Linked DNA regions of Homo sapiens: region 2 is linked to region 1. A link is an interaction called in ENCODE POLR2A ChIA-PET data of the cell type or tissue named here. Cell type or tissue: B cell. All regions are shown on one strand. Each heading gives the region's core, and the rest is flanking DNA. Links, peaks and the distances in the headings are about the cores only. Region 1 holds the start of LOC124903530 (a long non-coding RNA gene). Region 2 overlaps CSPG4 (chondroitin sulfate proteoglycan 4).

Region 1 (11,750 bases), core at 4,895-8,894:
CTTTCATATTTCACCATTTTTTCATTCTTTGCTGAATTTTTAGTAATTTCTTAAACTGTTTATTTTATTTTATTTTTGAGACAGTCTCACTCTGTTGTCCAGACTGGAGTGTGGTGGCGTGACATTGGCTCACTGCAACCTCCGCCTCCCAAGTTCAAGTGATTCTCAAGCCTCAGCCTCCCGAATAGCTGGGATTACAGGTGCCGGCTACTATGCCCGGCTAATTTTTGTATTTTTGGTAGAGACAGGGTTTTGCCATGTTGGCCGGGCTGGTCTCAAACTTCTGACCTCAAGTGATCTACCTGTCTCAGCCTCCCAAAGAGCTGGGATTACAAGTGTGAGCCACCACACCCAACCTCTTTTGAGGTTTTAAATCTTAATAATTATAGTTTCATTCCTGAGAGTTTTATTTGGTTCATCTTCAAATATGCCTAATTAATTTAATTAGTTTATTTGCCATATTTTCAGTATCGCTTTACAATTCTTTTTTTTTTTTTTTTTCAGACAAGGTCTTGCTCTGTTGCCCAGGCTGGGGTGCAGTGGCACCATCTCGGCTCATTGCAGCCTCCACCTCCCGAGTTCAAGCAATTCTCCTGCCTCAGCCTCCTGAGTAGCTGGAATCACAGGCACGCACCACCATACTCGGCTAAGTTTTGTATTTTTAGTAGAGACAGGGTTTTGCCATGTTGGCCAGGCTGGTCTCTAACTCTTGACCTCAAGTGACCCACCCATTTGGCTTTCCAAAGTGCTGGGATTACAGCTGTGAGTCACCGCACCTGGCCCGTTTTACACTTCTTTAAACATATTAAAAATTTTTTTTCAGCTGGGCATGGTGGTTCATGCCTGCAATCCCAGCACTTTGGGAGGCTGAGGTGGGCAGATCACCTGAGGTCAGGAGTTCGAGACCAGCCTAACCAACACGGAGAAACCCCATCTCTACTAAAAATACAAAATTAGGTGTGGTGGCTCATGCCTGTAATCCCAGCTACTTCGGAGGCTGAGGCAGGAGAATTGCTTGAACCCGGGAGGTGGAGGTTGCAGTGAGCCGAGATTGCATCATTGCACTCCAGCCTGGGCAATAAGAGCAAAACTCCATCTCTCTCTCTATATATATAATAAATATATATATAATAATATATATTATATGTCATATATAGTTATATATTATAATTATATAATCTATAAATATATAAAAATATATAATATATAATATATATTTATAATATATAATATATATTTTTCCGTGTGTGTGTGTATATATATGTGTATATATATGTATTTTTTTTTTTTTTTAGAGAGAGAGAGATGGGGTCTCACTCTATTGCCCAGCCTGGTCTTGAACTCCTGGCTCAAACAATCCTCTAGCCCAGGCCTCCCAGAGTGCTGGGATTACAGCCGAGCGCCCGGCCTGAAACACTTATTTTCTATCCTGCATCTCATCATTCTATTTTATGTAGTATTTGTGGGTCTCATCTTGTTATTCGTTGTTTCTGCTGACTCATGCCCTTGTGGTTTGTTTCTTTTTGAGTTTATTGATGTTTAATTATGAACTTATGTTCCTTGAAATTCTTTGTGGGAAGTCTTTGAATCTGTGTTTAAAATATATTCTTCCAGAAAGGATTTTTGTTTGCTTTTGCCAGGCGCCTAGGGGTACTTCCAACTCAGATCCACTTAAAAATTGTTTTTGGCTTAGTGTTTTTCCAATCACATAGGGAATATGATGTTGGGCTTTTCTCTGTGTGAATATCAGCTTGTTATGCATTTTACTGGATTTCTTTTTAGCCTGTGTTACCTCTCCAGCACAGCTAAGTGGGTACGGCAAAGTCTTCTGTGGCTGAGTTGTTTTCTCCCCATTTCTCCCTTAGGGCACTGGCTTTTGAGAAGTCCCAAATTTGGGGGAGAAAGGAAATCTTTGATAACCTACTTCCCAGGACCAGACCTCAGGTCTTTTCTTCTCTTTCCTCATTTTGTTTCCCCTAAAAGCAAAGCCTCAGACAAAGGTTTTTGTGTAATTAACTTTGGAAGTAATCCCAGGGAGTAGGAGTGAGGGCTGGAGAGAGAAAGAAAGAGGGAAGCCCGGGACAAGGTCGCATTATTTAAGGGGACCTCTGATAGGTGCTTGATTCCATAGGATCTTCCAAGGAGTCTTATGAAATGGGAGATACAAAAAAGACACAATGAGTATTTGCTTGTGTCAATCATTGGTCAAGAGTGGCCTCACAGACATGAACTCCCCTGAACTTGGGGTCTGCGCATGCATAATGGTTCAGGGGATTCCCGAGAGCATCTGCCCTGTGGGGTCAGTGAGACTCAGACAGGAAGGGAGGGGTGGGCCCCATGTGCCCAAGGTGAGGCAGCACCTGCATGAGGCCCACAGAACACTCATCACCTCAGCAGTGGCCAGAATCAGAACTGGGGCCAAGCAGACTGAAGTGGTGCCCAGGAGGTGCCTGGCACACTGGCCATTTACATCCCAGGGTCTCAGAAAGCACAGGCCCCGGTGCAGGCTCACCCTGATGGGGTCATGCTCTTGTTATTCTGGCTTCTGACTGATTCCCTGTTTAACACCCTTTTATCTGTGCTTTCACACACACATTTTTGGTATTTCATTCAGCATTTTTAGGAAGGGATTTCTCTATTCAGCTAGTCTGCATATTTCCAGATAGAGAAATAAATGGTCATTGTTTTCAAATGTTTACATATACTTTATTTTTAAATTTTTATTATTTGAGATGGAGCCTTGCTCTGTCGCCCAGGCTGGAGTGCAGTGGCACGATCTTGGCTCACTGCAACCTCCTGCTACTGGGTTCAAGTGATTCTCCTGCCTCAGCCTCCTGAGTAGCTGGGACTACAGGCGCGTGCTACCACGCCCGGCTAATTTTTGTATTTTTAGTAGAGATAAGGTTTTGCTATGTTGGCCAGGCTGGTCTCAAACTCCTGACCTCAAGTGATCCTCCCACTTCGGCTTCCTAAAGTGCCGGAATTACAGGCGTGAGCTACTGCGCCCGGCCTCAAAATGTTTATATATACTTCAATATTCTTTTTGTTATTATTTGCTAAGTATTGAAACCAAGCATTCCTTTCTGGAGCTCCCATAACTCACTTTGTGCCCTGTTTTGAAAAACAGGCCAGTCAATAATGACAGCAGCAACGCAGCAGCTCCCAGCTTTTCAACACCTACTGTGTGGCTGACACCTGCTGTGGCTTTATAGGCATTATGTCAGTGAATTCTCAAAACTACCCTAAAATAGTCACTCTGGTTCCCTTTTTTCATATATTTTTTATTTTTAAAATTGAGACAAGGTTTTGCTGTGTTGCCCAGGCTGATTTCAAATTCCTATGCTCAAGTGATCCTCCCACTTCGGCTTCTGGTTCCCTTTTCCCAGCCACTGGTTCCCTTTTCACAGAAGAGGAAACCATGGCCTGGAAAGGGGCCAAGGCCACATAGTATTTACGTCAAGCTTGTCCAACCCACAACTCACGGGCCACATGCGGCCCAGGATGGCTTTGAATGCAGCCCAACACAAATTCATAAACTTTCTTAAAATATTATAATTTTTTTTTTTTTTTTTACAAAAAATTAGCCAGGCGTGGTGGTGCATGCCTGTAGTCCCAGCTACTTGGGAGGCTGAGGCAGGAGAATTGCTTGAACCTGGGAGGCAGAGGTTGCAGTGAACTGAGACCGTGCCACTGCACTCCAGCCTGGGCAATAGAGTGAGACTCCATCTCAAAAACTAAAATATAAAATAAAATAAAATAAAAATTTTTTTGGCAAAATTTTTTAAGCTCATCAGCTATCATTAGTGTTAGTGTATTTTATCTGTGGCCCAAGACAATTCTTCTTCTTCCAGTGTGGCCCAGGGAAGCCAAAAGATTAGACACCCCTAATAAGTTGTTGAGCCAGGATTGTGTCCAAAGCTTCCCCACTTTTACTACATCGCATGCCTTTCTATGGAAAAAAGCCTTCCCTTCTTCCCTAGTACTTCTCCCAAAACACACACTCATATAGAGTAGCACTTGAGATCCAGTGCCCCTTGGCAGCCGATTGCAGTGGGTAAGCTGAGCTCAGGGTTGCAGGCCAGCAGGGCGGCAGTCAGCACACAGAGCTTTCCTATCCCCCCAGGAAACCTGCAAGGACCCCAGTAGGCCTTAGATGGCCAGTGTTGGCAAATCCTAACTGGGAGGCAAACTGGGAGAGCCCACTGCCGTTGCAGACTGGTTACTGTCCCCGCTGGAGCCCTGTGGAAGTGGGTAGAAATCCAGGCCTAAGGAGGGTACCAAGCCAGAGCCACCTGCCCCCTAGTACCCCAGCCTGGGGGGGCCACCCAGTGAGCATTTCTGTCTCCTCGGGTGCTGTAGTCAAGGTGAAAAGCAAGTTGCAACCTGAAGGCTGGGCATTCCAGGTATAGGGCTTCTTCTGGTTAAAATGTGTGGGTACGGGGACTAGGGGAGGCTTGGAAGGGGCTGTCCCCAGAGTTTCTATGAGTGAATATATACTTTGAAACACTTAGAACCTTATTGTCAGCATGGACAGACAGGGACCTTGGGGACAGAGGGACATTAAGGCCAACATCTTGTTTTATAGATCAGTAAACTGAGGTCCAGAGACCCATGGCCTAGCGAAGGAGGTTCAAGTGCAGGCCTTCCTGACCACAGTGCACCGCCAAGGCTCCTTCTCTACACCACTGCATGTGTGCGTGTGAGTGGGCAGCTGCACACCATCGTATACGTAAACGTGTTTACGCATGGAGTACATGTGCTTTATGGTGCAGGGGTGAAGGCACAAAGGCGTGTGTATGGGGGGGCTGGGGTGTTATACTAGCAGGCTGAGCAGACTGTAACAAGGGGACACACATCTCTCTTTTGGGCCAACCCATGTTTGGAGAAGACAGGAGCTTTCTCATGCACAAGCGCCAAGAGAGGAAAGTGAACCCAGGTTTGGGCGGTCTGTGGTGACTTGTGCCATGGACCATGTGGAAGCCTGAAGATGCCTGGGGCCTTCGTAGTACCATTGCCTTTAGCCTCCCGTGGCCACCTGCAGCAACTGCCATCACCCTTACTGTGGACGGGAGTTGCACTGCTAAAGTCCCCACGGCCCTGCAGGATGGCCAGAGATGTCTGCCCTCACTCCGCTACCCTCTCAGTCTTCTTTGACCACTCTGGTCCCCCAACCTCAATGTCGACCCCACATCTGCAAGTGACATCACTGTCCATGTAGCTCTGTAAGTCTTCAAACTGGGAGTCAGCCTACCTCCTGCCATCACTGACCTTCAAGCAATCCAGATGAAAAATGCCTCTGGGCATTTTGGGGACAGGAGATATAAGGAATGAGTCATAAATATCCTGTCATATAAAATAGGATGCTATGAAACACTCCCCGGGTCATGTCAAAAGGAGACAGGAGCCAACCTGAATACACTTCCACCAGCCAAAGGCGAGATTTTTTGAGCACCAGTAAGATTAATAACTGCAATGGATTGACACCAATCAGACATGTTTAAATCCACTGATTCACACATATTTAAAAATAACTAGTTTTTCACCTTAGGGGGATGCTAGGCAGCTGGTAAATAAAGGGAAAGCATTAAATATTTGTCATGTCTTTTGCATATGATCTATCTCTCAGGATAACTAAATAATCAATGAGGGCAAGTTTCACTTTGTAGAAATATGCAGGTTAATAAAATAAGAAATAATACAGTTATAATGTCACTATTTTGCAATTCCTCATGAATTTAAGTAATGATCATCCATGGCTGCAGATGTTGCAAAATGAGACACAACCAGAAGTTAGGTGCTTCCTGATGGAAGCACATATCACCATCTAGGAGGTGGTCTTGAAAAAAATAGTTGGACGTGAATTTGTTCAAGCCTCCCTAACTAAATACAGAAGACAGAAGACATGTTAAATGGTACCACAGGGTTGCAATCAACCAAATTCAGACTGTGGGAAACTGCAAGGATAAACAACCTAGTTTCCAGCTTGGTGCGGTAGCTCACGCCTGTAATTCCAACACTTTGGGAGGCTGAGGCTGGTGGATGACTTGAGGTCAGGAGTTCGAGACCAGCCTGGCCAACCTGGTGAAACCCTGTCTCTACTAAAAATACAAAATTTAGCTGGGTGTGGTGGCACACGCCTGTAATCCCAGCTACTCGGGAGGCTGAAGCTGGAGAATCACTTGAACCCTGGAAGCTGAGGTTGCAGGGAGCCGATATCACGCCACTGCACTCCAGGCTGGGTGATAGCAAGACTCGGTCTCCAAAAAAAACCAAAAAACAAAAACAAAATTAAAAAAATCCCCCAATTTCCTTAACAAAACAGTATTACAAAACAAAAAGAGACGGAGGGGAAACTTGCAGGTTTTAAGATTTATCAACCAAGCCCTATTTATAGACTTTATTTGTATATTAATTCAAACACCTGTTAAAAAAGAAAATGAGGCCAGGAATGGAGGCTCACACTTGTAATCCCAGTGCTTTGGGAGGCTGATGCGGGTGGATCACTTGAGGCTAGGAGTTCCAGATTAACAAAGTGGGCAACAAAGTGAAACCTTGTTTCTACAAAAATTTTAAAAAATTACCAGGCATGGTAGTGCACGCCTGTAGTTCCAGCTACTCAGGAGACTGAGGCAGAAGGATTACTTGAGCCCAGGAGTTTGAGGTTGCAGTGAGCTATAGTTGAACCACTGAACTCCAGCCTGGGTGACAAAACAACATCCTGTCTCAAGAAAAAAAAAAAAAGAAAAAGAAAAAATTATAATTGAAGAAATAGAAAACACCAACTGGATTATAATTTCCATTAATGACTTATTATTGATTTTTATATGATAAAGTAGTGACTTCTTTCTTTCTTTCTTTTCTTCCTTGCCTTTCCTTTCTTTCTTTCTTTTTTTTTTTTTTTTTGAGACAGATTCTTGCTCTGTCACCCAGGCTGTAGTGCAGTGGCTCGATCTCAGCTCACTGCAAGCTCTGCCTCCCAGGTTCACGCCATTCTCCTGCCTCAGCCTCCCAAGTAGCTGGGATTACAGGCGCCCGCCACCACGCCCGGCTAATTTTTTGTATTTTTAGTAGAGAGGGGGTTTCACTGTGTTAGCCAGGATGGTCTCGATCTCCTGACCTTGTGGTCTGCCTGCCTCAGCCTCCCAAAGTGCTGGGGTTACAGGCCCAGGAACAGGATAATGATAATATCTGTTCCAAACAGTGTCTTCACTAAATAATCCCAACCAGTAAGAAATAGAATCATTTCAATCACAAGACTCAAGTCACTCCAAAAAGATGATGCTAAGAGCTGTTGATCACGTGTTCCTACAGCGATCCATACCAACATACTGATGAAGCTACAGCTAAGGTATTAGGCTACTGTGCTCCCATCTAGGAAGTGACCCCCAGGGATTCTTCACCCTGTGCTTTCACCAGCACTCTGTATATGAACTTAACCACCTCAGCACTCCCCCCTGCTTTTGCCATGTCTTCTGTGTTTGGATGTTGAGTATTGCTGGATGGAAAGCTTTGCTATCAGCAGAACAATGGTTGAGGTTGTAAAAGCCTACTAAGTGCCATTCTAAAATGGGTCGTTGTGCTGTATGAAACAACAACCACAACAACTCAGAAGCTTCAAACAATAATCCTTTATTGTCACGCTCATGACCTGTGGGTCAGCTGTACAATTCAGCTGAAATTGAATCGTACCTTGGTTGATCGAGGCTAGACTCCAAGCTGCAGGCTGAGTTCAGATCTGCTCGGCATGTCCCTCGTTCTCCTGGGACCAGCGGCTACCCAGGGATTATGGCCTGTTCCTGGAGACTCATTCCTGGACCCAGAAGGAAGGAGCAGCAGCTATATGGGGCACGTTCTTGTCATGGCAGATTACTGCAGCATGAGAAGGCATGTCCAACTGAGCAAGCACATTTCAAAACTTCTCATGTCAGGTTCACAAGTTTCCTACTGGCCAAAGCAAGTCACATGGCCAAACACAAAATCAAAAGGTGGGAAAGTATTCTCTGTCCACCATGGCAAGGATGTGGGTGGATAATTATATTACAAGGGACAAATAATTCAATCTTTCACAGTCTTTGGGGATCCAGGGCACTGCCTTTGTTCATGCCCCAGCACTTCTCATCAAGACAAAAGAACATCCTGCTAGGAGACTTTCCTGCCACTAGCAGAGCCCCTTCAAACCTAGTGGCAGCTAGAGTGATTTTTTTTTTTTTTTTAACTAGCTCTCCTCTAGTTTTGTCTGTTTGTGTGTATGGTAAAAAAATGCATAAGATAAAATTTACCATCTTTTTTTTTTGAGACAGAGTTTTGTCTTGTTGCACAGGGTGGAGTGCAATGGTGCATTCTTGGCTCACTGCAACCTACGCCTCCCAGGTTCAAGCTATTTTCCTGCCTCAGCCTCCCGAGTAGCTGGGATTACAGGCATGCGCCACCACGCCCAGCTAATTTTTGTATTTTTAGTTGAGACAGGGTTTCACCATGTTAGCCAGGCTGGTCTCAAACTTCTGACCTCAGGTGATTCACCAGCCTCAGCTCCCAAAGTGCTGGGATTATAGGCGTGAGCCACCACACCCATGCCTGGCTCCCCTTTCCTTTTTTTTGTTGTTTTTTTTTTTTGTTTTTTTTGCATAGAGTCTCACCCTGTTGTCCAGACTGGAGTACAGTGGTGTGAACTCGGCTCACTGCAACCTCTGCCTCCTGGGTTCAAGCAATTCTCCTGCGTCAGCCACCTGAGCAGCTGGGACTACAGCCGTGTACCACCACACCTGGCTAATTTTCGTATTTTTAGTAGAGACAGGGTTTCACCATGTTGGCCAGGCTAGTCTCGAACTCCTGACATCAAGTGATCCACCTGGCTTGGTCTCCCAAAGTGCTGGGATTACAGACGTGAGCCACTGTGCCTGGCCAAAATTTACCATCTTAACCATTTCTAAGTATAGAGTTAAGTACCGTTAGTTAAATTCGCATTGTTATGGAAGAGCTCTCCGGAATTTTTTTAGCTTGCAAAAGTGAAACTATACCCATGAAACTAACACCTCTGTATTTCCCTCTCCCCAGCCCCTGACAACCACTATTCTACTTTCTGTTTCTATGAATTTGACTACTATAGACAACTCATGTAAGTAGAATCACATAGTATCTGTGTTTTGGGGACTGGCTTATTTCACTTAATAAGATGTTCTCAAGGTTCAACCATGTTGTAGCATGTGTCAGAATTTCCTTCCTTTTTAAGGCTCAATAATATTCCGTTGTATGTATATACCTCATTTTCTTTATCCATTTGTCAGTGGACACTTGGGTTGCTTTTGACCTCTTGGCTATTACAACTAGTGCTGCTGTAAGCATAGTGTGGAAATATCTCCTTGAGATCCTGTTTTCAATTATTTTGGCTGTAAAACCAGAAGTGAGATGGTTGGGTCATAGGATAGTTCTATTTTTAGTGTTTTAGGAACTTCCATATTGTTTCCCATAGTAGCTGCCCCATTTTACATTCCCACCAGCAGTGCAGAAGCATTCCAGTTTTCACACATTATTGCCAACACTTGTTATTTTCTGTTATTTTGATACTAATTATCCTAATACGTGTGTTTTTTTTCTTTTTTATTTTGGAGACAAGAGTTTTGCTCTTGTCTCCCAGGCTGAAGTGCAGTGACGCAATCTCAGCTTACTGCAACCTCTGCCTCCTGGGTTCAAGTGATTCTCCTGTCTCAGCCTCCTAAGTAGCTGGAATTACAGGTGCCTGCCACCACAACTGGCTAATTTTTTGTATTTTTAGTAGAGACAGGGGTTTTACCATGTTGGCCAGGCTGGTCTCGAACTCCTGACCTCAGGTGATCCACCTGCCTCAGCCTCCCAAAGTGCTGGGATTACAGGCGTGAGCCACAATGCCGGGCCTCAATTTTTTAATTAAATTTTTTATTTTGAGATAATTATAGATTCACATGCATTATAAGAAATAATATAGACAGATTCCATGTACTCTTCACCTGGTTTCCTTCTCATTTCCTCAGTGGCAACATCTTGCACAATAGTACAATATCCACAGCCAGGAAATTGATATTGATACAATCCATAGATCTTGTTCAGATTTCAGCAGCTTACATATTCAGAGTGACATTTTAAACAAGCAAATCTGATCCTATCACTTACCTGCTTAAAACTTTTCCAAGGATGTTCATTACATAATTGTTTGAACTGGTTTATTTTTGAGACGGAGTCTCGCTCTATTGACCAGGCTGGAGTGCAGTGGTGTGATCTCGGCTCACTGCAAGCTCCACCTCTGGGTTCATGCCATTCTCCTGCCTCAGCCTCCCAAGTAGCTGGGACTACTGGCGCCCACCACCATGCCCGGCTAATTTTTGTATTTTTAGTAGAGACGGGGTTTCACCGTGTTAGCCAGGATGGTCTCGATCTCCTGACCTTGTGATCCGCCCGCCTCACCCTCCGAAAGTGCTGGGATTACAGGCGTGAACCACCGCGCTGGGCCTGAACTTGTTAAAAAATGAGAACCAACCTAAATGTCCAGCAGCAGCAGGATGGTTGAATAGATTACATTGCGTCCATATAATAGGCACACAATCCAGCCAGGAAAACTTGGAGCAGTCGTATGTACGCTGATATGGGCTGGGTTCCATGGTCTATTCTTTTCCTACGGAAAAAAGCCAGGTACAGGATTGTGAATACCTGGCCGGGCACGGTGGTGCACGCCGTAATCCCAGCATTTTGGGAGGCTGAGGCGAGTGGATCACCTGAGGTCAGGAGTTTGAGACCAGCCTGACTAACATGGTGAAACCCCATCTCTACTAAATACAAAAAATTAGTGGAGTGTGGTGGCACATGCCTGTAATCCCAGCTACTTGGGAGGCTGAGGCAGGAGAATCACTTGAACCCGGGAGGCAGAGGTTGCAGTGAGCCGAGATCATGCCATTGCACTCCAGCCTGGGCAACAAGTGCGAAACCCTGTCTCAAACAAATAAATAAATAAAAATAAATAAATTGTGGATACCTTTTGGGTATAAAGGCATACAATATAGGAAAGGGTACATAGTACACTGACCACAGTAGTTGTCTCAGCAGGCTGAGATTGTGTAGTGGGATGGAAAGTTAATTCACTCTGTTTTGTAGTGGTTCTCAAAGTTCTGCGTTTGAAGAACCCCTCAAAGTTCAGGACCCCTCTACACTCTAAAAATTACTCAGTGTCCCCAAAAACATTTTCATTAATGAGGGTTATCAGAAATTAAAGCTAAGAAATTTAAAAAATATTTACATATTAATTCATTTAGAAATAACAATAGGCCAGGCGAGGTGGCTCGTGCCTGTAATCCCAACAATTTGGGAGGCCAAGGCAGGCTGATCACTTGAACTCGGAAGTTCGAGACCAGCCTGGCCAACATAGTGAAATGCCATCTCTACAAAATATACAAAAATTAGGCTGGGCGTGGTGGCTCATGCCTGTAAACCCAGCACTTTGGGAGGCCAAGGCTGGTGGATCATGAGGTCATGAGATCGAGACCATCCTGGCTAACACGGTGAAACCCCGTCTCTACTAAAAATACACAAAATTAGCTGGGTGTGGTGGCACACGCTTGTAGTCCCAGCTACTTGGGAGGCTGAGGCAGGAGAATGGTGTGAACCCGGGAGGCGGAGCTTGCAGTGAGCCGAGATGGTGCCACTGCACTCCAGCCTGGGCAACAGAGCAAGACTCCATCTCAAAAAAAAAATTATATATATATATACACACAAAAAAATTAGTC
Region 2 (11,750 bases), core at 3,217-7,216, 570 kb after region 1:
GCCATCGTGGATGAAGCGGGCCTTGCGGTTCACCACGTCCAGGAGGGTGAACATTTTTCGTGCCTGGGCTCCCGGGATGTCCAGCTCGAGCTCGCCATGGCGTGCCCCTCGGGTCACGCTGAACAGCACCTGGGATTTGCGCAGCTCAGCCTCCATCAGGTCCAGCGTGGGCTGCACATGCCTCCACTCAAGCCAGGCTGTGCCCCCCTCGGCCACCACCAGTGGGCTGATAGTCAGCAGCTGGGTGAAATTGGCAAAGACAGGAGGCAGCCCTGGCTCAGGCACGCATGGCTCAGGCAGCTCCATGGCTGGCCAAGCCTCAGGGGCCAGGGTGGAGAAAGCTTCATAATGTCCATAGGCATCGTCCTCATACTCCTCCTCCTCCAGCCTGCAGCCGGCTGCCATGTTGCGCGTCAGCAAAGCTTCCCGCAGCCCCCGCCTCTGGCCATTGACACTGAGGTCTTCCATGCAGCCCAGCAGGGAGGCATTGGTGGCCTCTGGTGTCAGGCCCAGGCGGTGTTCCTGGAGGTGACGAGAGGCCTCTGCATCCAGCCCCCCGAGAAGGAGACTGCCCCGTGGCTCCAGGTAGCTGAGGACTCCTCGGTTCGAAGTATGCGTAGGGTACTGGTCCACGGAGATTTCCAGCCGGTGAGCATTGATGTGGACACTGACCTCATGGGGCTGCCCATCGGCCACAGGCACACTGTTGTGGAGCAATACGGTACCCTGGCCCTTCTCCACCACGGCCCGCAGGTGGCCCTCAAATATGTCCACATAGATGAAGTCCCCACGCCGGCCCCCTGCCTGGAAGGCCAAGGGTGCCTGCCGGCTCTGTGTGGTGAGTGTAAACTCTAGGGTTCCTTCGTCCTGAGTGCCCCAGGCAGGGAAGGCAGCCAGAGAGTGGGGCCCAGAGAAGCCCAGGGCCACATCATCACTGGCAGAAAACTCTTCAGCACAGCCCTCATGCACATCGGGGGTCAGAGGCCGGAGGAGGCTGCGGCCATTGAGGGTGGCTGCATGGAGGCAACCCCTCAGGGGTCGGCTGGTTCCCCTCAGGTAGGGCAGGCCAAGGGTCCCAGTGCCCCCAACAAAGAGCCCATAGGGGACCTCTAGGGGGGCTCCTGGGACTGCTGAGGAGGCGTTCAGAAACCCATCGACTGACAACGTGGCCCAGCCCTCTACGACAGTCAGCACCACAGTGTGGGGGATGGAGTCACTCAGCAGCGTCTCTGCTGGAGTCTGCAGCCTCAGCTCCTCCTGGCCCAGAACAAGTCTGACCTGAAGAGAGATGGGGAGTGGGAGATAGTGGACAGCACTTTGGATCCATCATTTCCCTTATAAAAGCATAGAGCCGGGCGTGATTGCAGTGGTGGCTCATGCCTGTAATCCTAGCACTTTGGGAGGCCAAGGCAGGCGGATCACCTGAGGTTAGGAGTTTGAGACCAGCCTGGCCAACATGGAGAAACCCTGTCTCTACTAAAAACACAAAATTAGCTGGGCATGGTGGCGCATGCCTGTAATCCCAGCTACTTTGGAGGCTGTGGCAGGAGAATTGCTTGAACTCGGGAGGTGGAGGTTGCAGTGAGCTGAGATCATGCCATTGCACTCCAGCCTGGGCAGCAAGAGCGAAACTCTGTCTCAAAAAACAAACAAAAAAAAAGCATAGTGAGTTCCCCACACTTGGGGCCCCAGAGTGGAAAACCTAGGACAAGAGCCTCTGGTGCCACTCCTCTTGCCGTCCTGCCATCTCTTTATTCATCCTCCAAACACTCACCAAAGGAAACTCTGGGCCAGGGCTGGATGGGCTCTGGGGACCCTGATATGAATCAGATGTGGTCCTCGCCCACAAGGAACTGACATACAGCAAGATGCTCTCCTAGAAATCCAACCTGTGTTTTTAAATTCTTCCCCTCTTTCCTTGAGTGAGAGGTGCCAGAAATATTGTCTTGGAATCTGGATTTCAACTTTGGAATAATGGGTAACTGGGAATCCCTTGATCAGTCCCCTTCAACAGAGCAAAGTTTCTTGGGGTCATTGAAGGCAGCCAGGCTCACTGTTCAGGAATAGGCTAATTTTTAAATTAAAATTTAAATACTCTGTGTTCTGAAAAAAAGCTCCCTGACCTGGGGTGGAAGGAGATCTTGGGGAGAGATGAAGGACATAGTTCTGTCTCCATGACATTGACAGCAGAAATGGCTCTGGTACGGTGCTCCCAGATGGTAGAATGGGAGGTGGCAGAGTATGGTAACTGCAGAACCAGGGCACTAAGAACTATAATTTTGGAGTCCTGGTATGGAGCATCTCTGTAGGGGTGTGGCATCATTGTACCTACAGAACTGGACAGCCATCAGCACCAGCCTGCACCACGCTGGTGTTTAACAGTGAAAGCAGCAGACTGACCAAGCCCTAGTCCTCTCCCCATGGGGTGTGGAAGGAGATGGCTGCCCCAAATTTGTTTTTTTTTGAGACGGAGTTTGGTTCTTGTTGCCCAGGCTGAAGTGCAATGGTGCGGTCTCGGCTCACTGCAACCTCCTTCTCCTGGGTTCAAGTGATTCTCTTGCCTCAGCCTCCTGAGTAGCTGGGATTACAGGCATGTGTCACCATGCCCGGCTAATTTTTTTGTATTTTTATTAGAGACACGGTTTCACCATGTTGGCCAGGCTGGTCTCGAACTCCTGACCTCAGGTGATCCACCCGCCTCAGCCTCCCAAAGTGCTGGGATTACAGGCATGAGCCACCGCGTCCGGTTATTTTTTTCTTTTAAAAATAGAGATGGGGACTCATTGTGTGGCTTAGGCCAGACTTGAACTCCTAGGCTCGAGTGATCTTCTCACCTTGGCCTCCCAAAGTGGTGGGATTATAGGCATGAGCCACTGCACCCAGCCTGGCACAAATTCGGAATAAGACCCTGGGTTCTTAAACTCTTCATGGTTTAGGGGAAGACTCAAAAAAGCCACAAGACTCCTTGCTAACAAAGCTTGTGGTGTCTTGAAGGATGAAATGGAAAAATGAGGAAGCTGAGGCAGTACTGGTGCTGTTACTGTCGTGGACAGACCATGGTGCTGCAGAGAAATTGGTGCAGTGCCACCGGGATGCACAGGGGTCATGGGGGCTCAGGAGGGGGCCTAGCCCAGGAGGAGGGGATGCCCACACTGAGACTTCAAGGAGAGGCTGGAGTTAGGCATGTGCAGGGAACGGGAGAGGCGCACACCTGGCAGAAGGAGTGTGCATCAAGAGCCTGGCAGCAAGCGACTGTAAGATGGCCAGGAACTGAAAGCAGTTCAGGGCTGTCAGAGCACAAAGGGCCAGCGAGGGGTTGTGGCGGGAAACATGGTTGGAGGGAGCCAGTGGGCAGAGCCAGTTCATGAAGGATTTACCATTTCTGGGCTGCTGCTGCCCATCCCACAGTGGAGAACTTAAGACCCCAAGATAAAAGTGACTTACACAAGGTCACACAGCCAGCTGGGGTTCACTCAAAGCTAGAGAAGGAATCCCACCCCGAATCCCGCCCAGATCTCAGGGGGACGTCACTCACCTGCAGGCGTCCAGAGTAGAGCTGCAGCAGGAGGTGGTCAGCTGGGCCTGCTGCCAGGAGAAGGAGGGCTTCGGGCTGGGACGTGGAGAACTGCAGCTGCAGGTCTATGTCGGTCAGAGCCGTGGCCACAGGCACCTCCAGGTGGTTCTCACCGAAGAAGGAAGCTGTGTGAGAGAGGGAGCTGTGGTCAAGGCTCAGACTCTTGCCTGGAGGAGGCGAGGTGCCGCAAAGAGGGACGGGTGGGTTGCAGAAAGGGGTCCGTGCTGGCGCACCCTCATGGTTCTGCTGTATGGTGCTGCCTCTGAGCACTGCCCGGGTCCCAGCATCTTCTTGGTCCTGGCACCAGAAGGCACAGGCTCACCTTGTGTCCAGCCCAGATCTTGTATTTACAGGAGGTCAGACCCAGAAATTCCCAGCAACTCAGGTCTCCTCCTTGGAGGTTCCTGGAGCCAGAGGCCTCCGCCAGCTCTGACTCGCCTCCCCTGGGCCCCAGAGGAGTCTCCCTCGTGGGTCTGGCTCCTGGACCCAGCCCAAAGGGAACCGCAACTGGCCTGACCATCTGGCTTGGTGGTCACAGCCCCAAGGAATGGAGTTTCTGGAGAATCACCCCCAGTCCAGACTGATCCCTGCTCAGATTCCTTCTCCTAAGTGCCCTTGTGCTTGGGCTCCTGTGCAGCGCCTGCTGTGCCATGCCCCGCCTCCATGGGTTGGCTGAGGCCACGACTGGGATCTGGGGGTGGTGTCAGCATGGCCCACCTATCCCCGCTTCTCTCTCAGGCCATTCTTCCAGCTGCCATTGAGCGTCGGGGCAGGAGCTTATTGGCCTGAGTCTGCCAAGGAGCAAAGGCTCTGAGGCCAGATGGGGACCATGTGCAGTGTCAAACCAAAGTGGGCCCACACTTCCTCCATTACCCTTGCTATTGCTTCCTGCTGGAGAGCTATTCACAGTCCCCGATGAGCAGTCAGATCCGGCCCCATTGTTTCCACCGTGGCCAAGGAACCAGGGATGAGAACAGCTGAGTTCCTAACTTCCCCAGGCCACCACGCAGGCTGAGGCTGAAGACAGGGCTTGGGAGGGGCTGAGGGTCTGCTGGGCAGGCCAAAGAGGGCCTCCCCAGGCAGAAGGCCATGTCTGGGCTTGCCTGGGGTTAGTGGTTCCTATGCAGGGCCCGTTCTGTCCCATACTGGGACTCCTCCTCTTTTGAATTGCTGCTTCCTCCAGTCAGTTTCCCCAGATTAGCCTCCCTGACTTCCAACCCGCTGCCACAATTTCTGGTCCATGCCTTTTGTGGTGATAAGAGCCAAATATAACTTTGACTTTGCCTGCAGATGTCCAGGGCTGGGGGGTAGAGAAACACGGGTTAAAAACGGTGATTCATTCCTGTTGGGCTTCCCTCAAACCCGAGAGCGAGCACAGGCTGACGGCCTTGATAGGGATAATCCGGCACCAGCCCCATGTGCTGGTCCCTGGCCAGCCTGAGCCAGCTGCCATCCGCCTGAGTAAGCAGCTTCAGCCGTTGGAGGAGTCGGAGACTTGTACACCCTAAGGGCAGCCAGCCCCACTGGGAGGGATGTCCAAGAAAGATCCCGTAAGAACCCCTTGGGCTGAGTTAAATCCCCTCTAGTTATCTCCTCCTGCCAGCACTGCTGGCAATACCAGCACCTTGTCTGGGAAGCTACGGGAATCAAGGGAGCCCTGCAGACCATCTGCGCGGGGGCGGCCCAGCTGGTTCAGCAGAGCTTGGCGCCAGCAAGGGACAGACCAGGGAACTGCAGGTGGCGGCCACCTACCGGGGTGCCTTATCTGCAAAGACATTGATTCCTAAGAGCAAAACACAGCACACTAAAGTGAGGGAGGCCATAGCACAAGGGGTGGGGGCACATGGCCCTGCAGGATAGAGCCACCACCGTCACCTGCTGGAGCGGCTGACAGCAGCTGCCAGGAGTCTACTGTTGAATTTTCAGGAATTTTGAGAGCCAGGTGATACTGCCCACAGTGAGAACATTTATACCAGGAAAAGAGGCAAATACTGCAAATCAGGGTTCCCCCTCCCCAAGAAAGCCCATTGCTAAACATTTACCTATCCAGCACCCACAGAGAAGGGGGCACATGTCCCTGCCCCTACCCACCCTTGCACTAAAGGTATATGTAGACCCGCCAAGTCATGGTCAACATCAGGGCTCTGGGCCAGGCAGGAACTGAACTAGATGGTTGGCCCTAACCACTGAACCACCTGCCTGCAGCCCCCTCCCAGCAGAGGAGAGTAGAGCCTGTTTGGCCAGAGTGGGAGGGTGGCAGGAAGTAGAGGTACTTTCCAGAGCGCTGGGGTCTGAATGGGTCCATTGAGGGGCTGGGCCCTGCTGCTTCCTGTGGGGCTGAGCGGGAGGGGCTCACACAGGCTGTCTTGTGCTGCTGGAGCGCGTGGCCAGGCAGCCCCCCACCCCAACAGAGGCCTCTGAGGCCTTGCTGGCCAGGGCTCTGGAAACTCTGACAGCGCCACTCCCTCCACCTCCTGGTCTCCTTTTTTCTGCCCCTCTTACACTCTCTGAGGGGCTTCAGTTGCAAGAACTCAGAATCCCTGTCTTGGAGGTGGTGGGGGGGCAGTTGAAGAGGGGCTTCAAATGGAGAGGGTGTGCAGAATTAAGATGTAATAAGCTAGGAGTCAATCCAGAGGACTTCCTGGAGGAGGTCACGGTGGTGTACAGACACAGAGAGGGAGGAATAGGCAGTCTCAGAGGACAGCAGCAAGGCCGAGTGAGACTGGCAGGAAGTACACAGGTCCCCTTTGGGTGGGGCTAGGAGGGTTTCTGCTCCATCACCCGCTAAAGCCTCTGGCTAACTTGAAGGAAGAGAAGTAGAGGGAAAAGTAGAATGGGTCAAGCTAGGCTCGGCTGCGTGACTGGGGCGGGGGGATGGAGGAGGTTGTGGGGAGACATTGGCACAGGCTGGATCAGACCTGCCGTTGATTCTCCTGGGTCAAGAGGACCCATGATTCATCAAAACAGCAGACCAAACCTGTAGCAGCCCCATGGGCTGCCCTCTGAGCCAGGAGAAGGGGCCCACTTCAGGCCTCAGTGTCACCATTCTGTAAAATGGGCACAGTCCCTCCCACCCCTTCCCCCTCCTGACTGTGGGGATTAGTCCTGGGGGTCTCTCCCTGATCTAGGAGTTTGCTGTCCATATGGATGTGGGGAAGGTTAATGGCATGGGGTGCCTGGAGGTGCCAAGCCTTGGGCATGAGAGGAGCAGGATGCCCCACAGGTCTGGGGGCCCGTGGGAGGGGCAGGAAGAGTGCTGCGTGTATGGGTTTCTCTCTCTGGAAGGCGCGTCAGTGGGCGTCCAGGGCTGTATATTAATAGATGTGTATTTGTGTGTGCGCAAGCATGTGGGTGGCTGCTGGGGGTGTGCTTTGGGTTTGCGTAAGGCTGTGTGTTTGTGTGTGTGTGCGCGTGTGTGGGCCGGGAGCTGCCAGGACAGAGCAATGATTGTGCCCGGGCCTGTCCTGCCCTTCGGTGCCCGCCTGCCATTACTTGGCTGGGCCTGGCTCCATGAAAGGGGCTGTGTGTTCTTGGAGGGTTCCTGCCCCTCCTGCTCAGCGCCCATAGAGAGGTTTGCTAAAGGTGGGTACATCCTCAGGCTTCCCACCCTTCCTCCCCATAAACAGGGCACTGCTGTCTGGGCCTGAGGGTGGGGTGGCTCCATCCTTCTTCCTGAGATCTAGGCCTGGGGGCACAGAAAAAGCCTGTTTCCTTCCCTGCCAAGTCCCTTCTCAGGGGCTAGAGGAAACCTCGGTCAAGGTCCCCAGCAAGCCCCCTCTGTCAGGGCAAGGGCTGCGCTGGCATCTCCGGGCTCCCCGGAGGCACTACTAGGAGGAGTGTGGATGGGCCCCTGAGGCTTCCAGCCTGACACCCAGCCCTCTGTCTGACACCAGGCTCCGGGGACAAGGAGTCGCTGTGAGGGGAACATCTCTGCCCATCAGGCCCGCCTCCCCCGGCCAGGGCCCCACCTTCCCCAGCCAGGCCAGGGCCGGGTCTCAGGCACAGATGCCTCTTCCAGGCTGAGGGCTGCTGTGGGCTCTGTTCCTTCTGAGTCCTCAGAAGGCTGCCTGTGTCCCTGTATCTGCCCCATCTCTCCTTCGCCTCCGGCCATCCCTGCTGCCAGGCTCTGCCTCTGCTCCCCCTGGTCTCCCCCTAGCTCTTTGGCTCCCTCTTCCCTCTGCCCCATCCTGGCTGTCCCTGGGCACATCACCCTTTGCTCTAGGACAGTCTGGAGGGCCCCGGCCTGGGGCCCCACCCTCCATGGGTGCTGAGTCCCACAGCATCAGCATTCTCTGTAGCTCAAGCCTGCTGCAGGGCACTCAGCTTCCACCTTCCAGACAGACAAACTGAGGCTCCAGAGGAGAAGCGATTTGACGAAGAGAAGCAGAAAGAGATCCAGCAGGTCCCAGCACCACCCGTGTGAGCCCTACCCACCCAGGCACCCCCACTGTACCCCACTCTCTGGCAATGGATCCCTGTGTGCCCCACTCCCGCCATGTTCCTGGTTGCCTGGGGGCAGCCCCACAGCCAGGCTGCGTCATGGGAGCAGCAGCATTCCTGGGTGTCTGCTGCTGCCTGACTTTATAAGGGAGAAATTCTGGGAGCCCGGAGCTGCTGGCCCGTGGGGAGTGCCTGGGCCCGTAGTTGAGGGTGAGGGCAGGAGACCTGGACATCTGTATGTGGGGGAGGGACACCCAGTGCCACAGAGACAGAGCAGGAGGTGAGAGGTGGAATGCGTAATAGAGACCCATTCATTCATTCACTCAATCACAAATACAGCAATACAGTGATGGGAATGGAAGAAGACAGCTAACATGGGAGAAAGTTATTAAAACTGAGAAGGAGAAATCAAGATGCCCTCCTCCATAAAGACTGGATTCACATACAGACCAAGGCCTGAGGAAGGAGACGGAGGAGGAAAACTCGAGGGAGACAGAGAAGGCGGGATGTTGGCAGCAAGCCTGCTGCTGTGCACAGGAGTGAGGAGGGGATGCCCAGCCAGCCTGCTGGGGAGGGAGGGCCCTGCTCCAAGACGAAGCCAGACTTCTCCATCACCGCCCCTCGGGGTTTGGCACCACGGCGGGAGATCCTGGCTCCAGGTCTGGGCAGGCAGGGGTGAGGGAGTCTGAGGGGGCTGTGGGATGGGGTATTCTGGGAGGGCCAAGGCCGGGATGAAGGGCTCTCTGTCTCCCCTCATAGGTGTGTATGTGGTGGGGCGGGGGGTGGTCGTGGCCCACCTGGGGGCTGAATGCCGGCTCTGTGAGAGCATGGACGGGCCAGGTGTGCTTCCCCAGCAGCGGACCCTCCCTGAGGTCACCTGGCCCTCTAGACCTCAGGTCAGTTCCCCTCCCCTCCCCTTGCACCTCCAAGGGACTCCCCGATTTTACTTCCGCCACCAATCTACTTCCAACCAAGCAGGCAGGGCATGGGTGAGTGTGTGCAGGAATGTGGGTCAGTGTCACATGTACACACGTGTGTGGCGGCAAGGCAGGCGAGGAAGGGGTGCGCTGGGTCCCTGGTCTGGCCCCACTGTGGGCCCTGGATACCGAGACATAACTGGGGGTCCCCTCCCCAGCACATTGGTCTCCCTGGGCTCCTCAGGCAAGGGAGAAGCTGTCTGGTGTGCCTACTCAGGGGTGAGCCCCTCTCAAACCTCCTCCCAGCAGACTCCCCAAGGCTCAGCCACCCACACTGAGCTATCACCTTCACCCAACCCTGTTACTCTGAGGGTAACAAGGGGGTAGGTTACAGGGGAGACTTAAGGTCAGACTAAGGGGAGCGACCTGCCCAGTGATGACACTGGGGTCACCAGGGCCCAGGCCTAGAAGGCTCATCACTGGCCAGGGTGGGCTGCCTGGGAGACGCTCACACACCTGCAGACCCCTCAGGGCTCACTGCTCTTTAGCAACTCTTCCTGGCTGCTTCCAGACTGGGATTCCACCACCCAGGGCCATCCCCGCGGCCCAAGGACTGCCTGCTCCTCTCCTGTCCCGTGAGCTACCGAAATGCGGACAACAGTAGGTTAGTTCCAAATCCCATGGAGCTTACAACAGCAGCCATCATCTCAGGAGACACTGCTTTATCCCAGTGGGGTGCTGGAGTGCTAGGCACCTGCTCAGGTGACTGCCTCCACGTCTAAATGCTGCAGAGACCTCTGTCGGGGTCAGGGCAGCACCAAAAACTCTTGAGCCAAGAGACACACACTCAGGTCAGCTGACCTTCTGTTTAGTTGCCTTTCTGGTCCCTTGCAAGGCCAAGGGGGCCAGGGAGGAAAACAGTTTCCTCAGCTATTGGCTGGGCCCTGACCCTGGTCACTGGCCTCAGCTACCATCCTCTAACCAAGCGCTTTGAGTCACCCACGTAGAGGGGCATGTGCTGGGGAACATTTCCAGTTGAGGGAACCCGTCTGGAAGATGAGTGGAAGCAGGGGCAGGTGGGGTGGGAGAAGCTGAGCTTGGTCCACAGAGGCTGATAGGGGCTGCACCCTGGGCTCCCAGCCACATGTCCCAACCCTGGGGCCTTGTGGAGCACAGAGGAAGCAGGAGGGGAAATGAGAGGTTTTGAGGGAAGAAGCAGCCCAGAGTCCACCCAGGCGGGAGGGCTGGGCCGGGGGAGGAGGAAGCGGGGCCTCAATGGTGTCTTTGTGGAAGTCTTGCTGCTCCCCAGGCCTCAGGCGAGGAGGGTGGGGTGGCTGCGGTGGGGAGCGGTTCCAAGAGGCTTTTCCCTGCCTTATAATCTTCCCTCTTGGACAGGGAGATGGGTGGGTTTCCAGGCTCCATCCGTACCCTCCTTTCCCCCACTTTCCTGGCCCTAGAGGACCTGGGACCCTCACCTCAGTGGACCCAGGCTGGGGTAGGGTTTCTGGCAGGGAAGAGAAGAGTGAAGGACCCTCACTTGGCACTGGGCCTGCACAGCCCCCCAGCCCTAGCAGGGCTCCTGGGAGGCATCTCCCATGTTACAGGTGAGGAAACTGAGGCTCAGAGAGGGCAGTCCTCCGTGCTAGCCTGTGGAGCAGCGGCAGGGCTGGGACTTAAGCTCCTGTGGGTGTGGCTCCAGAGCTAGGGGCTGTGGGTGTCAGCAGGGCACATGCACCGTGTGTGCACCCAGAGAGGCGTGGTGGGTTTGCTTGCTGCCTGTGAATCGGAAGTGGAGCATCTGCCAATGGCCCCAGTGGGAGGAGGGTGTGAGAGCTGGACCCCAGCCTGGGGAACACACACTCTTTCCCTTCCTGTCCCCTGGGACTCTTCTGTCAGGGCCGGGTGGAGGGGGCAGCGAGGAGGGGGGGACAGCGAGGAGGGGAGGGAAGCATCTGCTCTCCTTGGGCGGTTTGGCAGCCCCTCCTCTGTGGCTCTGGGGCTGGCCGAATCGGGAGGGCCCTTCTGCAGGGGCTGGCGGGGGATGACTAGGTCCAGAAGCCAGTGATAAGTGCCAGCCCTGCCCACTGGTGACTTGGAGGTCTGGGAGGAGGGTGGAGAGACAGGGGTCTGGGTGGGAGCTGCCCCCAGGAGGCTGAGGGCCAGGCTCTCTCCTGGGCTGTGTCCAGGACCAGGCAGCCCATGGCTCATCTCTGAGTTCCCCTTGGCTCTGGCAGCAGAAACTGCTGAAGACAGGGCTGCTGGGGCGGCGTCTCGGGGCTTCCCCAGCCTGGCGGGCTGGGTCTGGAGATAGTGAGTGTGTGAGTTGGGATGGGGGAAGAACAGAGGAAATGGTGACTGTGGGTCTGGACGGCTGCCTGGACCTGAAATCTGGTGGCACAACTTGTGCACAGTAGCCTTGTGTGCCTCCTCCTCAGTTCCCCCATCTGAATACAGAGGGTGGGCTCACCCCACAGACAGAAGTCCATGTCCAGGGCAGAAGCCTGGGTCAGGGCTCACACCCCCAGCACACACACAGGGCTCAGAGCCATGTGCTTCCATGCTTTCCCTGGCCTCAGTGTCCCCATCTGTAAAAGGGGACCTGGATAGAGGGACTGACACACATCTGGCCTCTGACCAGCCCAGCAGACTGGCAAGAGGTGTGGCCACTACCGTGGGTACAGTAGAGCCACCTCTGGCCTAAATGGCCACAGGTCTAGCCAGACTGGAAGCTCTTGAGGACAGGACCAGGGCCCACATCTCCTTCCCAGGGCATCTGTGCAGCAAGAAGGCCATGGACCTGTGATGAGGGAGGTGATGTC

The links. Peaks named below come from ENCODE experiments on the same cell type or tissue, not always from the same donor. Only the 100,000 strongest peaks of a DNase experiment are listed, where the experiment ranks them.
Region 2: POLR2A ChIA-PET joins it to region 1 with 5 read pairs; 1 of 35 experiments calls an interaction of 5 or more read pairs at or near these places.

What each region holds. Positions count from the first base shown.
Region 1 is chr15:75,122,072-75,133,821 of GRCh38, forward strand. LOC124903530 (a long non-coding RNA gene) reads left to right here and starts at 8,865. Exons shown (of 2, transcript XR_007064721.1): 1 at 8,865-9,115. RefSeq lists enhancers at 8,665-8,854, 8,895-8,954, 9,125-9,374. In B cell, for the core only: no CTCF peak of the experiment used is centred there; no DNase peak of the experiment used is centred there; H3K4me3 peaks cover 255 bases.
Region 2 is chr15:75,689,535-75,701,284 of GRCh38, forward strand. It overlaps CSPG4 (chondroitin sulfate proteoglycan 4), which reads right to left. Exons shown (of 10, transcript NM_001897.5): 2 at 3,536-3,699; 3 at 1-1,278. Among named protein-coding and RNA genes, the nearest start is that of CSPG4, 17 kb to the right of the region's middle. RefSeq lists enhancers at 3,327-4,077, 4,827-5,576, 5,060-5,209, 5,810-5,899, 7,826-8,575 and 3 more and silencers at 4,794-5,088, 10,611-10,700, 10,831-10,880. In B cell, for the core only: a CTCF peak has its summit at 5,265 (motif pointing right); DNase peaks (open chromatin) are centred at 5,267, 5,817, 6,307, 6,897 and 1 weaker place; H3K4me3 peaks cover 1,528 bases; H3K27ac peaks cover 1,358 bases; H3K27me3 peaks cover 395 bases.